2 separate regions of the Homo sapiens genome follow, and region 1 is linked to region 2. The links are chromatin contacts, found by Hi-C in ENCODE. All regions are on one chromosome and are shown on one strand. Each heading gives the region's core, a stretch centred on a gene start or an enhancer-like site at or near the end of the contact. The rest is flanking DNA. Distances are from core to core; before and after follow the strand shown.

Evidence for each region. A loop is a pair of places that touch in the nucleus more often than their neighbours do. Pooled maps may share reads with other maps.
Region 1: a map of ascending aorta shows a loop between it and region 2 (2.6-fold over the local background). The contact joins the promoter of LINC02872 here to the promoter of LINC02834 in region 2. A Hi-C loop is called at or near these places in 1 of 168 maps with a recorded cell type or tissue (ascending aorta) and 1 of 50 pooled maps.

The regions. Positions count from the first base shown.
Region 1 is chr9:87,145,904-87,149,906 of GRCh38, reverse strand. It overlaps LINC02872 (long intergenic non-protein coding RNA 2872), which reads right to left and starts at 1,263. Exons shown (of 2, transcript NR_161226.1): 1 at 1,009-1,263. RefSeq lists enhancers at 644-1,151, 1,152-1,660.
Region 2 is chr9:86,706,155-86,710,002 of GRCh38, reverse strand. It overlaps LINC02834 (long intergenic non-protein coding RNA 2834), which reads left to right and starts at 1,698. Exons shown (of 3, transcript XR_930070.3): 1 at 1,698-1,788.

The DNA.
Region 1 (4,003 bases), core at 14-2,513, 440 kb before region 2:
GGTCTGTTTCCTGGTTTGTATAGAAGGTGCCTTTTCCCTGTGTCCTCATATGGTGGGAAGGGCAAGGCAGCTCTCTGGGGCCTTTTTTATAAGGGCACTGATCCCACTCATGAGGACTTTCATGCCCTGATCATTTCCCAAAGGCCCCACCTCCTAATAATACCATCACATTCAGACGGCAGCAGCCTCCTCTTCATTCTGAAAACCTCCCTCAATAACAATCTTTGTTTCAAAAGGATTTCAAGGCAGAGATTTTGATACCCACTGGGGCTTTTATCCTGTTTTTCAGAGGTTTGAGAGGGTTGACAACAGCTGTGGTTGGAATAAGAGGAGTTAATGGTAATGGAAAGGAAGTTGACACCTGAGGAGGACAGTTGGGGTCACAGGATAAAGTGCCTACAAGGTTTCTATCACTGGGAAAGCTGACTGGCTAACCCTGGCTGCTTGGAACGCCGTGTCTATGCCATTCCACCTTCCTCGCAACTTGGCAGGTCTTCATCCAGACTCCATCCCTGCATTACCTTTCCTGGTCTCCATTAAGATGCAGCCTTCCCGAGGACAAGGGAACTGCTGGGCGACTTAGACAGTGAGGCCCTTTGCTGCTCATCACAACCAGCGTCTCTGGAACCCCAGAAAGGCAGCCTGGGATCAGGCGGAGGCAGACATTACTTATGGATGAAGGGGTAGAGAGCGAGTCAAGGGGTAGAGAGAGGGTCTAGGTGTAAAACGGGCACCAAACCACCACACAGGACTACCCCAGTCAGGATAAAAGGTGAGGCTATTTAAGCATCAGAACGTGCTCCCTCGACCCCAGAGCCTGCCCAGAATGTTGGGGGCTGCCACCTGCTTGCCTGCGAGGCCTCCATGCTCTCGGGCGCTCATGTTCCCATCTGCTTGCTGCAGCACTAATGAAGAAACTCGACTGCCAGGCATGCTTGGAGGAATAACTCATGAAACAGATTGTAAAGCCGGGGCCCATGACTTGCTCTTTTGGGACTTGGCACTTACGTCTCTTTTTCCATTTGCACCGACTGAGCAGGAGGCCAGGCCTCCCCGCCCGGGCCTTGCGAGCGAGGCCCCTTTCCTCTGTCCGCCAGTTCTCCCACTCGGCCCCCACACCCCCAGGAGGAGATGCAGGGGAGCTCTGCTGACGCCGAGGCCGCGCCTGCTCCACATTCCAAGCGGGACACGGCCTGAGTCCCGTGGGCCCTGCCCGGAGGCCCCTGGGTGTGAATCTGTTTCTCCCCTCTCGCTGGCTGCCGCGCCGCCTTCAGGCTTTTTTTTTTCTCGCTCTCTCTCGCCGTTCCCCGGGCAGGCAGCGTCTGCTTTTCAGCGCGCGGACATTTCCGGCTGGCGGGGGACAGAAGGGACCGCGGCCAGCCAGTTCCCGTTCCCGTTCCCGCCTGGCTGCAGGCGCAGCTGCGATGACTTCATGACTCTGCAATGGCCGCGGGGCCGGGAAACAGGGCCGGGATTGTATTAACGGGATGGAAAGTAGCAAGTTTGAAAGAGACCCGTGGCAGACTCCACCTCCTGCCTTACTACCTTTTTTTCAAAAATTGCTCTTATCTCCAGCAAAAACTCCCTGAGTGCCTTTTCCCTCTCCTGGCAGCACTGGAAGGAGGGCCGCCTTGGAAAACGTGTCCTCCTCAGACCTGAGTCCCCCGGGCCCTCCTCAGCCAGGATCAATGTAGAGGGAATGCCAAATACTCAACCGCCTTTAGGTGGGGTTTTAGGTTTGAGGGGAAATAATGAAATTTTGCATTTGAATCTGAAAATGAGTCTGGCAGCCTGAGTGGTTGGGTGAAGAAATGGCCCTGTTTCTCCTATTAGCTTGTCCTCCCACCTCGGGGAGAGTCTGACCCGGTGAGGTGGCCACAAGACCCTAAGAGCCCTGCTCCACCGAGTTCCAGAACGCGGAGAACTGAGACCCAGGCACCACGTGACTTGATTGTCAAGCTGCCTGACATTTCAGTGTGGTGGCAATGGACCTGGTGTGCCTGGGTGGGAGGAACATGTGGACATGGATTGTCAGATATGACTATGTACGTGGTGGCATTGCTTGTGATGGTGAAAAATTGGATTGTTTATCAACAGGGAATCAAACAGGGAATAAGTAAAGTGTGTGTGTGCTGTATTTATATGATGGAATTGTATACAGCAGTTAAAATAAATAAAAGTGATCTAGTTGAACTAGCCTGGGATAAGGCTCAAAAAAAAAATGAGCAATTTGCAGAATGAAACTGCAGTATGAAACCATTTATGTAAGAAAAGAATGAGGGCGAGGGAGAGAGAAAGAAGAAAAGAAAAACAAGAAAAACCCTCATGAAGAAATACCGCTCTCTGTGCTGCACTATAGGCTACTATAGACCATATATAAAAGGACTGCAAGGCTAAATCCCCAAACCCCAAACTATCCAAGGGGAGGGTTCAGAGGGATAGAAATTGGAGAATGTGGTCAAAAGGCACTTTTGAGTAAATGTCCTAATATTTCAGAAGAGAATGAATTCACTTATTTCTTATGTAATTAAAAATTCATTACAAAATAGGGGAAAATGAAGTGTTAGTGGTTTACAAACTTCATCCATCCAGATTGAGCAGATGTGGAGCTTTGCCATTGACTTATTTGTGAGTAATTAGTGGTTTCGGTTTTTTTTTCTTTTGCTGAGATGCAGCAAATTGATATGATTAAAAGGGTGAGACAAGGTATGTGTGAGTGTGCGTGTTCATAAATCAACAGGTGACTGTGTTAAGTAACCCTCAAGAGAGTCCTTTTTCAAGTAGTTAGTCTGTCATACGTGGCCTTGCTGAGCCGCAGGGTCATCATCCCGTCAGGCCAAACACGGGGCTGCAGCATTTATTGCTCTAATTGTGCTGTTTAGAAACAGGTGACACACAAAGGCTAGGGAGCCCTGATCTGTTTTTGGAGACCTGCCGTCTCCCTTTGTACCTTCCACTTGGAAAATCTTGCAGGTAGACATCAATTAGCAATGCAAACACCATGTTGGAAATTCACTTTATTTGGGGGCTTGTTGGGGGGGGGTGGTCAGGTAAGTGAATAATTTAGCTAAGAATTCTGCAAACCCAAAGGTAGTGATTACTATAGACAGAGATTTTAAAATATGGATGAAGCTTGTGTGTGTGTGTGTGTGTGTGTAGAATTAACAATACAAAATTTTAAAATTATTTTAAAAACATTCTTTTATTAAAGGAGAATATTTAAAATTAGAAAATAAATTATAAACTTATTAGGAAATAGCTTGCTTATGTTTTAGAATCAGTATGAATATTACTAGTTGTTTTCAAAAATAATATTTTCCCTAACTATAATAGTTATATTCTCATTGTAGAAAACTCAGTAAAGAAAAGTGTAAACAACACAATTAAAAGCAAACAAAAATGAAGCAGTAGCTAACTCCTGATGGTTGAATTATGGATGTTTTCTTTTAGACTTTTCTATTATAAATATAACAAAATCTCCATCCTACTGGTGATATTACTTTGTAGCCTGTTTTTATCATACTGTTAATATGTGAGAGGCCCCCAATCCAGAAGTTTTCCTGTACCTCCTTCCAGCCAGTTTCCTACCCACCCCAGGCATTGGTGGCCACTGGTCTGATTTTTATCACTATCGTGTTGCCTTTTTCGGAATGTGATATGAATGGCATCATACAGTATGTAGCCTTTTGTGACAAGCTTCTTTCATTTATCATAATGCTTTTAGAGTCTTCTATGTTGTTTCAAATATCAGAAGTTCTGTCTTTTGTGCTGAATAGAACCCCATTGTATGGGCATATTACAATTTGTTTATCTATCATTTGCGGGGATTTGCTGAACATTTAGATCTAGTCTGTGGGTCAAAGTCTGTCACCTGTTTTGGAATACTCTTGGATATTATTTCTTCAAATAATGCTCTGCCCCATTTCAGCCTCTCCTCTCCTTCTGGGACTCAAGTTGCAGCTGTGCTAGGGAGCATTTGATTGGGTTCCTTATATCTCTTATG
Region 2 (3,848 bases), core at 449-2,948:
AAAAATTACTTTAGCCTTAAATTCACAGAGACTAAAACATGGAAATAGTTGGATTAAACATGGGGACAGAGGAAAAACATGGGATAATGTTGGTCAAGTTCATACTACCCAAATGATAAAAGAAATTATAATTTATAATTTTGGTAATTTTAAGCATTCACTAGATTCCTCTAAAGATATTTTTCAGCATAAACCATATGCAAAGCTTTTGTACCAGTCTGGGCTTTTGGTGGCAAACAACAAAAAGGGGCACCGAAAGAAAGAACTTATGAGACAAATAGAGGGAAGCTTGGGAAATGTGTGAGACAGCTAGAGAGCAAGACTTGGAAGGAACCCAGGAAGGCAGAGAGCAGCTGTGATCCAGCCACAGGAGCAACAGTCATAGGACATGCCCAGTGGTGCCGGGGACCTCAGACACACTGTCACCACCACACCACCTTTAGGCCCTTCATTCCACAGCACTGGACACTTGCCTCTGCAGTTAGATCTGTATCATTTCCCAAAGACCCTCTGGAGAGTCCATATCGGGCGCCATCAACTTCTACCTTTCCTGGGATTCCCTCTCTAAAGAGAAAAGCATTCAGTGGCAGGCAGCCAATTATTTGTTTTCTGAATGTCTTTGGCAACATTATACCAAAAATGTGAGAATACACATGTGCTGCTCTGAGAAAGAGACAATGTGAGGATCTTCACAGCTGACACCAGGATTTCCTTTAAGAAGCAACTGTGTTAAGTAAAATTCTTTTATCAGAGTCTTGGAAAAGGTAAGCGTTCTGAGTGTCACAGGCTCCTCCTGCACCCAGGCTAACGAGAAGGGAAGTTGTCCTGAAAGTTGAAATGTCACCAACTGCAGGTCCCAGACCACCTGCGAGGGGAGGGAAGTGAAGCTGGGAGGGAGAGACGGGGAAGGAGGCAGCAGAGCTCCCGCTGGTGGAAGGCTGAGAACTCAATGATGTGGTCACCCCATGACTGCTTCACCCAACAATTTTCTTTTTCTAGAAAGTCTATCAAACTCATGAGACCTCAGTGTGAGAAATAAGTACATTCCTCATTATGGAAGCAAAGATGTTTCTTATTGGGAACAAAATGATGCCATCAAACTCAACAAGTGAACAAAGTCAGATAAGCAGAGAAAGTCAGGAGAATGTGGCCCCCCGTGTTACACACACACACACACACACACACACACACACGCTTACATTCCCCATATTCAGCAGAAATCTAGAGAGGGCCTCAGACTTCCACCAACCTAAGAGTGGATGCAGAAACATCCAAAGCAGTTAGGGGACAAAGTGACACCTAAGCTACCCAGAGATGAACAATCTAGTAAAAAAGACAAACTCATAGAAAAGTAAGATTAAATGAATGCAATCACAGTGTATCCAAATTCAGTGGGAAGTTCAACAGATGGAATAATTTAACAGAGAAAGGGACACATATTGTGTCCTTGTGAATAAAATATTGTGAGTAATATTTTAAGGTAAACTTTAATTAATGAGCAGAGTTTTGACAAGCAGAAGAGTGGCCTGGGGTAATGTGCAGGGAATAACATAAGAAAAGAAATAGGCAGATACAAATGTGCAACAGCTCAGGAAACAGGCTACTTCATGGAGGTTACGTGTCACAATGGCATGAAGGTAGGTTGAGCAGCCTCATCGTGTCAACTTTGAGCACCTACTAAGGATCTGGGACTTTATTCCCTTATAGGGCCATAGGAAGCCATGGCATGTTTCAACAAGGAGAAAGAAATATCTAATCTGCGTTTTAGAAAGATGATCATTTGTGGTGGTATGTAGAGCACGCTAATTTAGTAAGAGATTAGAGAGACAGAGAACAGCTGAAAGGTTATTGTGATAACATAAACAAGAATTGCCCACAGCTTGAGGCCAAGCAGTGGCAAGAGGGCAGAGATATGATGTGCAATGGGGATAAACTATGTATAACTGACTGACTGGCAGACACACAGCAAGAGGGGAAGAGTAGTTGAAGTCATGCCAATGTGTATAAAATGGACAATGAGAAGAGGAAGAGCTGGGACTTGAAAACAAAGGCTCCACTTAGTGAAGTTAAGGAAGCAAACATAATTTGGGAGTGTCCAATTTTATCAAATGTATCACAGAATCTGTTTTTGAGCTAAAATGTAAACCATGGCTATAATTCCCCAAAGTTAGTGTTCTGTCCTGAGATTATTGCAAACCAAGTCACTTGCCAGATTTCTTCAAAAATCTTGGGTTGTTGGAAATAGAATTTCATGCATTCTCACCTTAGGGGCTGGTGGAAGCCCTCATCTCTTCTCTGATGAGATGGCCCAGTGGTAATAGCCCAGCAGGGAGTGGAACCTTCAGGTTCAGAGGTATAGATGTGGGAACGAAAGTACATTCCCAGAGTGGAGAATGAAGACAGGACAGAAGTGAGGAACTCCGAAGCCCATCTCTAAAGGGTGAGCCAAAAGGGATCAGCCAGCAAAAGAGGAAAAGGGACAACAGATTTAGAACTGAAAGGAAAGGGATAGGAAGTGATAGGGAAAACAGCAGAGCTCATTCAAGTTGTCAGAAGGGTCTCTGCCTTCTCCTTTGAGAACTTTCTCACATACCAAAGCAGTCTTCCATCTGGCTCTGGAGAGATGTAGCTAACAACGAGATTTTTCCAGCAAGGGCAGCAACAACACTGTCATAATCATAGATGAAAGTGGACATTCTGACATTAATCTGAGGCCCCTACCTGGCTTCCACCAACTCCTAAGGTGGGAACGCATGAAATTCTATTTCCAACAACCCCAGAGTATTGAAGAAATCTGGCAGGCAACTTGGTTTGCAATAACTGCAGGACAGAACGCTAACTAACTTTTGGTGAATTATAGCCGTAGTTTCATTTTAGCTCAAAAACAGATTCTGTGATACATTTGATAAAATTGGACTCTCCCAAATTAAGTTTGCTTCCAGCCTGGGTGAGTTAGCCCACTGAAGGATCAATGGCCACCAAAAAAGAAAAGTAAATAAATAGAGCTGACAATAAAGGTACAATCAAAGCTCTAAACTAATATAGGACGAGGGCTTGGGGGTTGGGGGGAAGAGCTAGTAGGTCTTCAGCCCATGCCTAGAGGTGAAATGCAAATGTACTTCCAGAGATGGTTCCCCTCCCAGGCAAGGTGATGGGGCTGAGGGGGGAGCCCCGTGTTTAATGAACTCGAAGCAGGAGGGCTTCTACCCAGGAAAGGGCTGAAGACAGTAGTTCTCAAACTTGAGAGGACATCAGGATCACCTGGAAGGCTTATTAAAACAGAGATCACTGAGCCCCCTCCCCCACTCCAGGATTTCCAATTCAGGAAGTCTGAGGTCAGACCTGAGAATTTACTCTTTAGTAAGTTCCCATGCAATGTTGATGATGCTGGTCTGGAGACCACACTCTGTTAACCACTGATTAAAAGACAAGGAACTGTGGGTTTAGCTGGATTGGTGAGTCTCATACAATCATCTTAAGAGTGGAGGGGGGAATCTTGAGTCCTGGCATGAACTAGTACAGCCCAGAGTTGGTTTGTCCTGCCTGCTCTTCCAGGGAGGTTTGGGCTGGGGTTTGTGAGAGGCATTGCCTCAGCGGGTAGACTCTGTAGAGGACGAGAGGGTATACCAGCAGACCCCCCTAATGCCACCAGCAGTACAGAACCCAATGGCATGGCCAGAGAATTTGGTGATTATTAATTTTCATCAAATACATGTAAGTGTCCCCTCTTTGGGAATAGAACCACCTTTTATTCATGGTTTTTACTTTCAAAATACCTAGCTCACAGTACATTTTTCATTGATTTTATTAGTAGTAGAATAAGCTACTTTTGATAAAACATCAACTAA